2 separate regions of the Homo sapiens genome follow, and region 1 is linked to region 2. Evidence: chromatin loops called from intact Hi-C (ENCODE). Cell type or tissue: heart right ventricle. All regions are shown on one strand.

Region 1 (8,000 bases), 320 kb after region 2:
GCCTATCATCTGTCATGGCACACGTAGCCCAGATTGCAATCCTCTGCTATTCCTGAATAAAATCTTTGCTTTGGAAAGTTAGTCTTTGTTGCTTATTTTAGGTTGAAAAGACCATTATGTGAGAGGTGTCCCTCTCTATACCCAGAGGAAAAAAAAAGCATTCTTATCTCTGAAGAAGGAGGGAGGCTGAGAGGAATCTGAATAAACAGGACTTGCTCAGTCTCCCCTGGTTTACTCCTCTTAGCTCATACTCCTATTTGTCCTATCATATTTTCCCACAACTTTCTACTCTTTATCAAACCTAGTATAAAAATACTCAGGGTTAACTGTTTCTTCTGGTCTTCACTTCATTACAAAAGCTCTGATGCCATGTGAAACTTGTATTAAATAAATTTCCATGTTTTTCTCTCGTTTATGTCTTTTGTTACAAGGGTACAATCCAGCTACATCAGTTGGTTGTTTCAAAGTTACAATCTACTGGCTTATTCAATTTTTAAAAAATTACCTTTAAAAAATAGAAATGTATGTGTCTTTGTGCAGAAAACTTTGGAAACAAAATAAGCAAAAAGAAAAACAACTCAGATAAACCACTGTTCACATTCTGATGTATCTAATTTTATATAATTTAAAAAGTCATTGATTATAAGATATACCACTAAGAGAGATAAAAACAATCAACATGGGGAATCCAATTGGAGCTCCTCCCCAATAAATCTGGGACACAAAAGATCCACACACAATACAGAAAGGAACAGAAGGAAACTTTTATGCTTAACTTAGTACTGGCAGAAGAAGAAAAAGGCTATCCCTTGAGAATTTGTATCACAAGCTGGTACTTATATGCAGGTTTGTGGTCTGAATTTACAGCTCCTATGTGGTCCAAAAGTGTTAAAGATAATTTAATTTAATTAAAAAACTCCCAGGAGCAATTCCAAATCTTTGGAAGAATTCAATGTCTTTACTCCAGACTGTCAACAATTGTACGACACACTTGGTTTTAAGATGCAGCCAGATTGTAAAAAAGGTGCATCTTAGAGTAGATGAAGCAGTTTACTTTGATTACGTATTTTGAATTTTTTTCTTAAAAAATTATATTCTGTCTATTTTTCTGTACAGTGGTTTAGGGCATGAGTCAGACAGACCCCTGTTCAAACCATAGCTTTGCTTCCTTCTTACTGGGTCTTTGACTTTATACAAAGTATTTAATCACTTCTAGGCTCAGTTTCCTTATGCAAAATTAGGTACCGATACCATGTACACCCCAGAGGCTTGCTATAGGGGTTACAATGAGAAAAGCCCAGTAACCAGCACATAGTAGGCACTCAGGACATTTTGTAAAATATTATTCATTCTGATTTCTTTCTGATTTGGTAATGGGTCACAAACACCTTTTCATTACAATATAGGTAGATCTAGACATTACTATGTGAGAGCTGCCTGATATGCTGACAGGGAGAATAGGATGTTTTCCTTGTTTACTATTTAGAGGGTTTCCAATTTTGTAAACGTATAATCAAAGCTGGAAAGAAATCCTTATACACACATTTTGGTATAATGTAACTTTAAAAAGTAATTTCTAGATGAATGCTACTCACTTTAAAAATTATCTCTATTTTAAATGATTTTTGTAGCCACATGCTTGACTGCTCTTTTTTTATTTTTTTAATTAAAAAGTTTTTTGAGATAAGATCTTGCTCTGTCACCAGGCTCTGGAGTGCAATGGCATGATCACACTCACTGCAGCCTCTACTTCCAGGCGTCAAGCAATCCTCCCATCTCAGCGTCTTGAATAGCTGGAATTACAGACATGAGCCACCATGCTTAGCTATATATTTAAAAATTTTTTTTGTAGACATGGGGTCTCACTTGTCATCCAGGCTAATATTGAACTCCTGGCCTCAAGCGATCCTCCTGCCTCAGCCTCCTAAAGTGCTGGGATTACAGGTGCGAGCCACTGCACCTGGCCCTGCTCTGCTTTTAAAATTGCTCCTCATTTCCTTTGAATGGAAGCACATACCCCTCAATTTGTTCCTTTATTTGAGCTCTTAGAGACCTTCTCTCCAACTTCCTCCAGAATCAGGCTGCATTCACTATCTTCAAACTGTTTTGGTGGGACTTTGTATTCAAAGCTTTCTTTCATTTGCAAATTTTCATTTTTATCCCTCCAGGTTTAATTTGCTAACCCTAACCCTAACCCTAACGCCAACCCTAACCCTAACTAACTCCCAGCCTAACTCCCAGGCATTCTTTTCTACTGGACTGAAATCTGCTTCCATCCTGCCCAGTGACCTTCCTCTTTGCAGCTGGAGATCCTTGTACAAGAGAATCTTAAGCGGAGTTTTGTAGCTTGCAGAGGTTGGTCACCCTGTTTGGAAAGAAGAGTTAATTTTCACAGAGTTCAGGTCATGCATCATGACTAAAGTTTTCTAAGAGATCCTGATATTTTCATATTTTACTATGATTGAGAAGTAAGCCACACATTGTAGCAAAAATGACTACCAGATTCCAATAATGATTGTGAGGCTGCCAATGTTCTTCAACTTGCTGATGCTGCAATCTACCAAGTAACAAAACAACAGCTAATTTTATACTTAAAACAGTAAGTTATGTGAGGAATAAAATGAATTCCACTGTTAGTTTGACTGCTTTGATTTATTACACTTTGGTTAAAATGGGAGAACTGTAGATACAGGCAAAGATTGCTGAAAGAATGGTAGGACCAGGCTAACAAGATATCAGGCATCCTCAGCTAACACAACAAACAATGCACCCAGTAATGCAGAGCACAAAATGACCCCAAGAAAGTGTCTGTCACTAATTAATGGATACGGTACCAGCACAAGGAAAGAACAACAGCACCACAGAAAAGACAAAGTCAAAGTAATAGGAAGAGAACAACACTGTTTTCAATACTGTGATAAGCTGTTCAGTTGGGTGAATCCAGTAGAAACAGTCCTAACAACAGAAACTGAAACTGTTTAGAGACATTTGCCATGGCACAGGATAAGTGGGTGTATTAGTTTTCTTTATGCTGCCTTAATTACTTATTGCAAACTTAGGGCCTTGGAGCAATACTATTAATTAATTCTCAGTTCTGTAGGTCAGAAGTCTTGGTGGGCTTGGCTGAATTCTCTGCTCCAGAATCTCACAAGGCTAAAATAAAAGCTAGTGGCTGGTCACGGTGGCTCATGCCTGTAATCCCAGCACTCTGGGAGGCTGAGGTGGGCAGATTACCTGAGGTTGGGAGTTCGAGACCAGCCTGACCAACCTGGAGAAAGCTTGTCTCTACTAAAAATACAAAATTAGCCAGGCGTGGTGCCGCATGCCTGTAATGCCAGCTACTGGGGAGGCTGAGGCAGGAGAATGGCTTGAACCCAGGAGGCGGAGGTTGTGGTGAGCTGAGATCGTGCCATTGCACTCCAGCCTGGGCAACAAGAGCAAAACTCTGTCTCAAAAAAACAAAAACAAAAATAAAAACAAAAACAAAAAAACAACCAGCAACATACCAAGGTTACATTTCTTTCTAGGGGTTCTGGAGAAAAAGCTTGCTTCCAAGCTTCTTCAGGCTGTTGGCAGGATCCAGTTCCTTACAGTTGGATCCAGTCCTTACAGGAATGAAGTCCCCTTTATGCAGCTCTCCATCTTCGGCCAGTGATGATGGGATGTTAAATCCCTCTCATGCCTCAGATATCCCTGAATGTCCCTTCTGTCTTCTGCTTTCCTCTTATGCCACCATCAGGAGAAAGTTCTCTGCTGTTAAGGGCTAATGGGATTAGATTAGGTTCACCCAAATAATCTCCCCATTTTTAAGGTCAACTGTGCCATACAACATAACAGAGTCATAGGAGTGACTTCACATTCTCAGGTTCTGGAAATCAGGGTGTGAAATCTTCCAAGAAATTCTGCCTAGAAATTCAGTGGGGGTACTGGAAGCACACACAAATCTCCAGCCTTATGGACACAGAAATCAGAGACTCCTTTAAAAAACACATTTGTGTAGAGATTTTGTTGTAGGACTTCCTTTTAAGGAATATTTCTACTTGAAAAATAACTTCAGTTCAAGTTTTCATATTATTTCAGAATTTTTAAAGTTTGTTTCTCCTCTCTGAGTATTTAGCCACTGGACTTTTCAAACAATATTTTTTAATATCAAGGTCACTGTGGAGTCAAAAAAGAAGGGGCTAGGCTTTTAATGAATATAAATTTTGTATATAATAAGATCTTGGAAAAAATGCACATACATGCAATTATTATTATTAGAATGGATAGCTAGACTGACGTGAGCATGGCAGGAGAGCCTCCCACCCCACATCCCGCCCAACCTCAGGAATGTCAGGCAAACATCAGGTGATGTTCAGGTGGTTGTTAAACTGTCTCTCTAAAATAATAATTGGTCATAGCTGGCGCCAGGGAAAGGCAGTCTCCCAGTGCATAGAAAACACCTGAAGCTGGTGATCAGCAGCTTCCCACTAGGATCTCAGGAGTTGGGCAAGTGGGCTCAAGCATGCACACTAAGGGGCAAAATAATGGTGTTTAACTGGTCTGTGACCTTCCTCTAGGAATGCTTGACTGGTAAGGGAAAAATGTCTTAAATGAGCATGTACACAATTTCAGTAAACACACTGCGCATGTAGCCCCTCCCAAGTGCTGGGATGCTACTGTGCATGCAGACAGCTCCCCCTAAGGGAGAAAATCAAGGGAGGAGAGACACAAAATCCCAGAAGTATGCCAACATACAAAATTCCAAGTCAAAGGTCAAACAGCACACTTGGATCTCTCAAGTCACCAGCTCTCAAGTTACCCTCTTCCCAGTGTACTTTACTTCCTTTCATTCCTGCTCTAAAACTTTTTAATAAACTCACCCCTGCTTAAAAACTTGCCTCAGTCTCTCACTCTGCCTTATGCCCCTTTCCTTCAAGGAGGCAAGAATCAAGATGGTGCAGACCCATATGGATTCACCACTGCTAACGTTACTTTAATGTCTTCATACTCATAAGGATAACATCTCCTTATGAGGTAGCATGGTCTACTAGAATTTTCGTATATGTAAGCTTTTGTAATGGTCATGATTTGACCTGAGAAATACCTGAATATATGTGATGTTGTGACACAGTTTAATTATAGAACTATGGGATTTTTATTATCTGGGAAACCACCTGCTATTTTCTCTGGTCATAAATACACTTTCCTTTATTTTTCTCCTTGATTTATATCTTCTCCTGACATATATTTGTTTACTGTATATCTCTCCCCTGTTCCCCAGCTAGAATGTGAGTCTATGAGAGCAGGACCTCTATTTTATTGCTTCTACAATCTGTCTGCCTAGAATTATGCCTGCTATATAGTAGGTACCCAATAATATTTGTTGAATGAATGAATAAATGAAAATTAGATGGGACTCCAATTTTCCTAAAGGTAGTTCAAGCACATGAAACTGTTTTATTAGAAACTTATGTTAGTGTAGGAATCGGGGAATTTTCCTTCTATCTTCTGAAGGTTTGATAATTTAAGTCTCTGGAATAAACTAGCAGTTGGCAGATTAACAGGAGAAAAGGTGTGTAAATTGATGACATGCATACTCAGGAGTCTTGCAAAATAAAACTCAAAGGAGGGCCAGATGGTTGAAATTTTTATAGTATCCTGAGCTACAGAAATAAATAGGGGTTGAGGTTTCTCAGAGGAGGTGGTGACAAGTTATAGGAGGTTGAGGGAAAGCAAAACATGGTAAACAAAGTTTGTCTTGTTATTCAGATAAAGTCTGTTAGATAGGAGTCCTCAAAAGAATAGGTGGTATGAACCTTCCCTTTAGTCTCCTTTCCCGTGAGTTAATCATCCCTGTTTGATGAGATTATAGGAAGGGGTATCATGACAACTGCATTTCTTCTGGAGGAACTTTCCTTAGGCAGATAAGGGAACATCAGAGTTCTGCATTTGCTGCTTCCAAGGTGTTCTCAGTTTGAAGTCCAAAGCAACATTTTGGGGATATCATTTTCTGAGCCCCAACATTAGGAAAGGTGAGATGTTTCTGATGACTTAAGTTCCAAATGAGGATGTATGTGAAGTTTGACTCTTGGCAGCTGAAATAAGAATGGAGCTGGAGGACACTATCCTTCGCAAACTAACACGGGAACAGAAAACCAAATACCGCATGTTCTCACTTATCAGTGGGAGCTAAATGATGAGAACCCGTGGACACATAGAGGGGAAAAACACACACTGGGGCCTTTTGGAGGGTAGGGGTGGGAGGAGGAGGAGAATCAGGAAAAATAACTAATGGGTACTAGGGGTAATACTTTGGTGATGAACTAATCTGTAAAACACCCCCCACCTTGCCACCCACGTGACACAAATTTACCTGTGTAACAAACCTGCACTTGTACTTGTACCCTGAACTTAAAATAAAAGTTAAAAAAAAAGAAGAAGAAGAATCACCTCTACAGGATACTTAAGGGAAAGAGGCAGAAAGGTTTTCAAGGAATTGCAACTTTAAGACAACCAGTGGGCAGCCAGAGGTGGGGGCCACCCGGCTGCCAGGACTAATTACCCAGGACATTTTTAGTGATCCAGAGACATAGATGAGCACCAAGATTAAAAGTACTCTAGAATCAACCAGTCTAGATTCAAATTCCAGTACAGCTATGCATATTCAGGTAAATTTCTCAACTATCTTGTGCCTTGATTTCCTTATCTATTAAATAGGGGAAGATAATAGTATCTTCCAAAAGTATTAAATGAATTGTCACACAAAAAGCTGTTAGACTAGTGCTTGGCACAGAGTGAGAAATTTGTGTTACCTACTGTTGCTGTTGCTGTTATTAACTTCTGTTTTACTGGGTCTTGACCCTCCTGTTAGGATGTAGAATCTGAGTTTCCTGCACAGAAATACTGCAAAGTATTTTTCAGTGTTCTGGACACCATCTTAACTCCACAGGTACAAAGGTTGCCTGGTCTTCTATGATGTGCTTTCCTCTTCTTTGTCTTCTATCCTCTTTTTGCTACACAAGGCACCTTGTCTTAGCTTGGGCTGCTATGCTATAATGCTATAGCATAGGTGAGTATGTTAACAGAAGACATTTATTTCTCACAGTTATGGAGCCCTGGGAAGTCCAAGATTAAAGTCCATCAGCATTCAGTTTTTGGTGAGGGCTCTCTTGCTGTGTGGTAGATGGCTGCCTTCTCACTGTGTCCTCACATGGTAGAGAAAGAGACTTATCTCTGTCTTTCCCTCTCCTTCTTCTTATAAAGCATTGATCTCATCATGAGGACACTATGCTCATGAATTTATCTAACCCTAATTACTTCCCACTGGCCCCATCTCCAAATACAGTCACACTTAGAGTTAAGGCTTCAACATGTAAACTTCTGGGGTCCGTAATTCATAGCACACTGCCCTGTCAGTGGACATTGTGCTGCTGGTGCTGGTACTTGGGATGCTATTAGGCACTGCCGTCATCTCTGCCGAGAACAGTCGTATCTGTCTCACTCTGTCATGCAGACAAGAACCACCATGTCAGCAACCATTTTTGAGGTGCTGCTATCTGCCACTGAAACCCTGGACATCGACCTGTTTTCAGAGTTGCAGTCTGCTATAATGCAAAACACAACAAAAAATGGCTCTTTCCAATTCAGCATGTTTCTTTTATTCAATGCCCTACAGAGTTTAGAGGTAAATAGTTCACATTAGGCAGGTTTTGCCACCAAATGCTGTGTGTCAAAGAACTACCAAATCTCAGAGGCTTACACAACACACATTTGCTCATGCTCATGGGTCTACATGTCAGTTGTGATTTAGCTGATCTTGTCTCTACTTGGTTGGGCTTGGCTAAGCTCCATGCTCAGGTTGGATTCAAGTGTTCTTCAATCTGGTACCCATGCTGGAGGAGCAATGGAGAGTAAGACATGCTTTTCTTACAGTGAAGAGAACAGGCAGAATAAATTGATGCTTAAGGCTAGAATCTAGACTCCAATGCCATAGAAAAGAACAGTGACAATTAGAAACT
Region 2 (8,000 bases):
CCAGGAACAGGCCATGGCCAAGTACATGGCCTTGATCAAGGAGTGGCCTGGCTATGGCTCGACGCTGTTTGATGTGGAGGTGAGAACTGGCTGCCGTGTGTTGGGGTGGGCTGGGTGCTGGCATCTGAGAACATGGATCACGGCCAAGTTCATGTGGAGAGAAGACAAGATGGAGCATTTTGCTCTCTCAACCTCTTTTATTCGAGCCCCCAGAATTGTACCATTAACGCCTCCCTTCTCCTCACAGTTTCTCTTCTCCTGTGTAGTAAACACATCTGTAATATTAGGAATGAATGCAAAATTAAGATGTCATCTATTCTTCTACCCTTCCTTAGGGAAGCTATAGATCTAATTTTTTAAACACTGATAAAAATCTACATTTAAAAAAATGTTATAGCTGTATATACAAATTAGAAACTTTGGATATACTTGCATTTTACTTTGTTTTTTCTTTACAGCCATCTGTTTGAAAGGAAGAATGTCTATCTCGTAATGGAATTTAGCCATTGGCATCAACCCAGTACTGATTTTTGTTTTGTTTTAAGTAGACCGCTTATTGAAAAGAAATCTTACTAATTGTCTAGATGAGAGTTTGGCAAACTGGTCTGTGGGTCAGATCTTGCCTGCCTCCTTTTTTCTAAACAAAGTTTTATTGGAACACAGCCAAGCTCATTCCTTTAGATATATTCCCTGGCTGTTTTTGTACAGAGTTGAGTAGTTGTGACAGAGACCATGTGATCCACAAAGTCTAAAAATCTTTACTATGCAGCCCTTAACAGATAAGTGTGCCAGCTCATCGTCTAGATTAGCTTCCATTTTTTATGATCACAGTAATTCAGCGTATATCTGATGACTTTATATTGAGGCTGTATAAAATTCTAAATATTATAAATTCTAGAATCCGTGGGTGGCTTTTCATTAGGTGATGTTTTTGATTGGTTTGGTTGGTTCAATTATGCCTGTTTTTAAGTATAAAAAAATCAGGTGCTTTGTACAAAGCCATAATTCCATTTCTCCCTGACAAGGAATAGATAATAGCAGTTAAACTCTTGGCTTCCTGCAAAACGTGAGCTGTGAATTAGCATAGAAAGCTACTGGCTTGGCCGGGCGCGGTGGCTCATGCCTGTAATCCCAGCGCTTTGGGAGGCCAAGGCGGGCGGATCATGAGGTCAGGAGATCGAGACCATCCTGGCTAACACGGTGAAACCCCATCTCTGCAAAAAATTAGCTGGGCGTGGTGGCATGCACCTGTAATCCCAGCTACTCGAGAGGCTGAGACAGGAGAATCGCTTGAACTCAGGAGGTGGAGGTTGCAGTGAGCCAGGATCACGCCACTGCACTCCAGCCTGGGCGACAGAGTGAGACTCCGTCAAAAAAAAAAAGAAAAAAGAAAGCTACTGGCTTTTGCATGGAGGATGCAGAGAATGTCTGGTTATTAGGGATATAAACTAGAGACTCTTTTCAGCGTCTCCAATTTATAGCCCTCCTGCTTGTCCAGGTTTGGATCAGCCCTGTGTTGTTAGCCCCTTCATATGGGGTCTTATTTTCTTCCACCAATCTGTACAGGAAAGTCTACAGTTAAACTGGTAAAGTCCCTGTTCCCACTCTGCATATGGAAGGCCATTGCTGCTCCTTGTGAAGAGGAGCCAGAACTGCTCAGCATGCGTGATTTGGAGAATTTTCCTCTGTGATCCTAGATTTTGTATTTGAAGACTAACCATCCGCAAAGAGGATTGGAGGCAGAACTGGAGATATTAATACAAGAGTAGACTTGGCTTGGGTTGCAGGGAAGCTTCCTTAAGTCCCCCGGCCAAGCATGTACGTTTCCAGGCCACTTCCACGTAGCTAATCCAAACAGCTAGTAGAATAATGCTGAGAAGTGGAGAGTCAAAGCAAGATGTTAGACTCTGCCAGTTAGTGAGGTTTTCCCAAAAGCGTGAGATTAACTAGTTAGAAATCAAGATAGCCAGAGAGGTGCCATTTTTCATATTTCAGGCCCCTCCATGCATGCATGCACATCGAATATATTTAATCTTCTGCACAGAGGACTTCACTCAAAGCCTGTCTTATGGTTTAGATGCTTTCTGTTGCCAACCACTTCATGACTTAACTCTTCTGTTGACTCTTGCCCACCAGTGCAAGGAAGGTGGCTTCCCTCAGGAACTCTGGTTGGGTGTCAGCGCGGACGCCGTCTCCGTCTACAAGCGTGGAGAGGGAAGACCACTGGAAGTCTTCCAGTATGAACACATCCTCTCTTTTGGGGCACCCCTGGCGAATACGTATAAGATCGTGGTCGATGAGAGGGAGCTGCTCTTTGAAACCAGTGAGGTAAGAGGCAAAGCAAGTTCATCTTTTTATTCATGGTCTTGACAAAACAGAAAAACAGGACCCCATTTCCTCATGCCTTTGACCAGGTCATTTTCTTTGAATATTTTTCTTCAAAACACGAAAATACAGTGTGGTGGTCCCTTTCCAGCTGCCGGTTCCCTGCAGGCCAAAATCTGAGATCACCATATTTTTTTTGTATACTTTTGCAACAGAGGAATCTGGTTCCATTTTGCCAAGGAGTCTTACCCTTGGAGGAAAGGCAGAGAAAGGGAAGTGACATAGATGTCCCTGAAAAAGTATATTATTTGCAACAAAACCTTATGAAAATTAGTTAGCAATTATAGCGGTGTCACAGCTGTGAGACTCGGCTCTGGTGGCCTCTTGAGACCAGGAGGGAGCCGGGAGCATGACCATCCTGGGTGCAGCTCATTCTGGATTGTGAAACCACACACACTAAAAGGCCTCTAAATATATGTGCTACCAGCCTCCAAGTTTAAAAAATATAATACAAGAAGCTTATTGAGGCTTCCACAAAGGGAACAGCTAGCAAGTCAACGTGGTGAGTGGAGAGGAATCACCTGCTGCCTGGTTTGGAATGGAGAGGCATTGAGGAGGGCGTTCCAGCTGCTTGGAGGATGTGGCATTGTAGGTTCCCTAGGCTGATGGGGAGTCGTGCAGTGAGAGGGAAGAGGGTGGAGAGCCCTTGACTCAAGGGTCCCAGGTGCCAGGCTGCAGGATTTGGTGAGATCCAGTAGACAACAAGGAACCACTGTGGGATCTTTGATTGTGCATGGCATAACAGTGAATTTACAGACAGTGATCTCTGGGGTGGGACTGGAAGGGAAGAGAGCAAACAGGGATATGGAAGCCGGTTATGATGCCTGCACAGGGATCCAGGCCAGCTGTGAGAAGGGGTGGCAATGACGGGGACATCATGGGAGGGAGCTAATGGAGATCCCAGCTGGAGGAGGTGGCTGGTGTGGAGCAGAAGCTGGCCTGGCGTCTGGGGAGCTGGCCGCTCTCCCAGCCCCTGGGGCCTCAGTTATCTTGTTTCTTCAGCTGCTTCCTAAGGAGTTGACTAGAATTAGATGATCCAGTCTTTAAAGGCTGTAATTGTGGACTCTGTCATTTCACATTTATTTTAAGCGGGGATAGTAATCCCAGCACTGTTGACACCGAGTAACTTCAGCGTCCTCGGTTAGTTCTGGATTTTAATGTGCAAAGTCTGACAGTTTCCATCAAGCCAAGTTGGCACGTTTGTGCCACCAGGTGGTGCACATTGTATTTGGAAAAGCTGAGATTCCACCTTTCCCTGATGAGGAAGGTGAAAGTGGTTAAACTTCTGGCTTCCTGCAAAATGGGATCCGTCGATTAGCATGGAAGGCTACGGGAGGGTGCCCAGGGAATGTCTGGATTATTAGGCAGGGCCCTTTGCCTGGGGGAGACTTGTGACGCTGTGTCGGTTCTGCTTCCCCCTGGGCAGGTGGTGGATGTGGCCAAGCTCATGAAAGCCTACATCAGCATGATCGTGAAGAAGCGCTACAGCACGACACGCTCCGCCAGCAGCCAGGGCAGCTCCAGGTGAAGGCGGGACAGAGCCCACCTGTCTTTGCTACCTGAACGCACCACCCTCTGGCCTAGGCTGGCTCCAGTGTGCCATGCCCAGCCAAAACAAACACAGAGCTGCCCAGGCTTTCTGGAAGCTTCTGGTCTGAGGGAGGTGTCTCCGAGGATCCTTTTGCCTGCCGCCTTCATTGATCCTGTATTAAGCTGTCAACTTTAACAGTCTGCACAGTTTCCAAAGCTTTACTACTCTTAGAGGACACATGCCTTAAAAAAGGAGGGGAGGAACCACGCTGCCACCAAAGCAGCCGGAAGTGCCTTAACTTGTGGAACCAACACTAATCGACCGTAACTGTGCTACTGAAGGGAACTGCCTTTCCCCCTTCTGGGGGAGACTTAACAGAGCGTGGAAGGGGGGCATTCTCTGTCAATGATGCACTAACCTCCCAACCTGATTTCCCCGAATCTGAGGGAAGGTGAGGGAGTGGGAAGGGGGATGGAGAGCTCGAGGGGACAGTGTGTTTGAGCTGGAGTGCTGCGGGCAGCCTTTCTCATGGAATGACATGAATCAACTTTTTTCTTTGTTTCATCTTTTAAGTGTACGTGCTTGCCTGTTCGTGCATGTGTTCATAAACTCAACACTTTAATCATGGTTTCATGAGCATTAAAAAGCAAAGGGAAAAAGGATGTGTAATGGTGTACACAGTCTGTATATTTTAATAATGCAGAGCTATAGTCTCAATTGTTACTTTATAAGGTGGTTTTATTAACAAACCCAAATCCTGGATTTTCCTGTCTTTGCTGTATTTTGAAAAACACGTGTTGACTCCATTGTTTTACATGTAGCAAAGTCTGCCATCTGTGTCTGCTGTATTATAAACAGATAAGCAGCCTACAAGATAACTGTATTTATAAACCACTCTTCAACAGCTGGCTCCAGTGCTGGTTTTAGAACAAGAATGAAGTCATTTTGGAGTCTTTCATGTCTAAAAGATTTAAGTTAAAAACAAAGTGTTACTTGGAAGGTTAGCTTCTATCATTCTGGATAGATTACAGATATAATAACCATGTTGACTATGGGGGAGAGACGCTGCATTCCAGAAACGTCTTAACACTTGAGTGAATCTTCAAAGGACCCTGACATTAAATGCTGAGGCTTTAATACACACATATTTTATCCCAAGTTTATAATGGTGGTCTGAACAAGGCACCTGTAAATAAATCAGCATTTATGACCAGAAGAAAAATAATCTGGTCTTGGACTTTTTATTTTTATATGGAAAAGTTTTAAGGACTTGGGCCAACTAAGTCTACCCACACGAAAAAAGAAATTTGCCTTGTCCCTTTGTGTACAACCATGCAAAACTGTTTGTTGGCTCACAGAAGTTCTGACAATAAAAGATACTAGCTAACACGCTGTGTGTTTCCTTTATCAGAGGAGGCTCTAAAAACCATGGAGGGGAGGCTTATTTTTGTTTTGGCTTTTTGGTGGTTTTTTTTTTTTTTCTTTAGAGACAGAGTCTCACTCTGTTACCCAGGCTGGAGTACAGTGGCGTGATCTCGGCTCACTGCAGCCTCTGCCTCCTGGGTTCTAGCGATTCTCCTGCCTCAGCCTCCCAAGGAGTTGGGAGTACAGGCATGCATCACCACGCCTGGCTAGGTTTTGTATTTTTAGTAGAGATGGGGTTTCACCATGTTGGCCAGGCTGGTCTCGATCCACCTGCCTCAGCCTCCCAAAGTGCTGGGATTACAGGTGTGAGCTACCGCACCCGGCCGGCTTTTTGGTGTTAATGCTATGGTTTCAGTGTCTGGGCTTTGTGTTTGTTTCATGGACTTGCTCATCAGGTCTAAACACAGATCTGCAGCTGTCTCCACTGCTCTTGTAGACACTGAGTGTGACTTCAAGAAAGCAAAAGAAGGGACTGGTAAATGAAGTCACACACAGCTGAGGACTTGAAATGTGTTTATGTCAGACAGTCCCCTATGTCAGCCCCAAAGTGTGCCTGATCTTGCAACCCTGGATCCTAGAACCTGCCTGCACCTCCCTGTGGACCAGAACACACAGGTAGGCAGTTTGGTTGCCAATGTACCCAAACCACCAGGCCAGGCGTCTAGCATGAGCAAGCGCCACTTCTCTTGCAGACCACTGACTCCCACCCTCTGCTCATGCTCACGGATGGCTTCTTCCCATTCTGCAGGGATTGGGATGGAACCTGAAGCCAGGTGCTGCCTGAAGCCTGTGGCCCCGCCAGGCACCCAAGGAAAGCCGGCAAAGACTTGGATGTGTGTTGTCTTTGTTTTTATTTTAGGCTCAGAAAGAATTTGACAGAAGTCTTCTTTCTACTGCTCACCTCTCAGGATTCCCTCTGTGACTTAATTTACTCTGGAAGGCTGTCGCCCGCCCTCAATTATAGATGGGGAAATAGGCAAGGAAAGGCATGACTCAGATTGGGGGGGTTAGAGCAGCACCATAGTTAGAACATAGATTTACATGTGAGCCTTTACATGGCATAGTTGTGGTTTTGTTTTAGCCTTTTATTTAGAAATAATTACAGACTCAGAGAAAGTTGCAACAGAACGTACAGGGAGGCCTGCGTGCCCTTCAGTTTCCCCAGTGGTAGCATCCCCCATCACTGTAGAGCAGCATCACAGCTGACAAAGTACCGTTGAGCTTCCCCTAGCCACAGAACCTATTCCAATTTTACTGCTTTTACATGCACTCATTGGTGTGTGTGATGTCAGTTGCTTTCAACAAGGTCAGTGAAGTGCAGTCGTCCCTTGGTATCCAAGGGAGATTGGTTCCAGGACCCCCTCCCCCCACCCCTGAGGATACAAAATTCACAGATGCTCAAGTCCCTGCTATACAGTGGTATAATATTTGCATAGAACCTGCACACATCTTTCCTTACCCTTTAAATCATCTCCAGGTTACAGATACCTAGCACAACATAAATGCTGCATAAATAGCTGTTATACCGTGTGTGTCTGTGTTTTAAACATTGTTTATTTGAGACAGGGTCTCACTCTGTCACCAGGCTACAGTGCAGAGGCACAGTCACAGCTCATTGCAGCCTCAACCTCCTGGGCTCAAGCAGTCCTCCACCTCAGCCTCCCAAAGTGCTAGGATGACAGGTGTGAGCCACTGTGCCCCACCAAAAAAAGTTTTTTCAAATATTTTCTATCTGTGGTTGGATTCAGACCACATGAACACTGAGGGCTGACTGTAGTTTTGAATGTCTGTTACTGAGGAGGCACCAGCATAAAGTATTTTATCACTTCAGACGCTGACAATCTAGTATTTTTAATTTTTAAATCTTTTGAAAGCTAATACATATAGGTGATTTGTAAAAAAAAAAAAAAAAAAAAAAAAAAAAAAAAAAAAAAACAACTAGAAGTAAAATGTTACTTTTTTCCAGCTGTAGCCCTAATTACCCATTTTCCTTTCCCAGAAACAGCTATTTTTACTGTTTTATTGAATATTCTCTCAAAAATAATTTAAGCTGTCCAATCATTTACTCATACATACATATATATCCCCATCCTCATTTTTAATAGATGGAAACAAACTGTTGTAGCTTACTTTTTTCTCAGCATAGTATTTTAGCTCTAATCCTACATTAATACCTATAGAATTGCCTTATTCTTTTTGATGATTATATAGTACCTCAGATAGCTCTGTGGAAAAACAGGATAAGGCCATCTGTATTAGTCCATTCTCACACTGCTAGAAGGACATGCCTGAGACTGGGTAATTTATAAAGAAAAAGAAGTTGAATGGACTCAGTCTCACATGCCTGGGGAGGCCTCACAATCATGGTGGACAGCAAAGGAGGAGAAAAGGCACATCTTATATGGCAGCAGGCAAGAGAGCTTGCACAGGGGAACTCCCTTTTATAAAACCATTAGCTCTTCCGAGACATACTCACTATGGACAAGAACAGCATGGGAAAACCCACCCCCATGATTCAATTACCTCCCATCAGGTCCCTCCCGTGACAGGTGGGGATTATGGGAGCTATAATTCAAGATGAGATTTGGGTGGGGACAGAGCCAAACCATATCACCACCTAAGTTCTCTGTAAAAATAGTTTCAGCCAGGCATGCTGGCT

The links. A loop is a pair of places that touch in the nucleus more often than their neighbours do. Peaks named below come from ENCODE experiments on the same cell type or tissue, not always from the same donor. Only the 100,000 strongest peaks of a DNase experiment are listed, where the experiment ranks them.
Region 1: it touches region 2 in a loop (5-fold over the local background); 3 of 110 quality-filtered maps call a loop at or near these places.

What each region holds. Positions count from the first base shown.
Region 1 is chr5:16,342,302-16,350,301 of GRCh38, reverse strand. No RefSeq gene overlaps it. Among named protein-coding and RNA genes, the nearest start is that of LINC02150, 95 kb to the left of the region's middle. In heart right ventricle, a CTCF peak has its summit at 4,671; no DNase peak of the experiment used is centred here.
Region 2 is chr5:16,662,605-16,670,604 of GRCh38, reverse strand. MYO10 (myosin X) reads left to right here. Exons shown (of 41, transcript NM_012334.3): 39 at 1-79; 40 at 2,137-2,328; 41 at 3,812-8,000. The coding sequence ends at 3,913. Among named protein-coding and RNA genes, the nearest start is that of RETREG1, 50 kb to the right of the region's middle. In heart right ventricle, a CTCF peak has its summit at 3,593; DNase peaks (open chromatin) are centred at 3,304, 3,584 and 4,217; H3K4me3 peaks cover 639 bases; H3K27ac peaks cover 1,658 bases.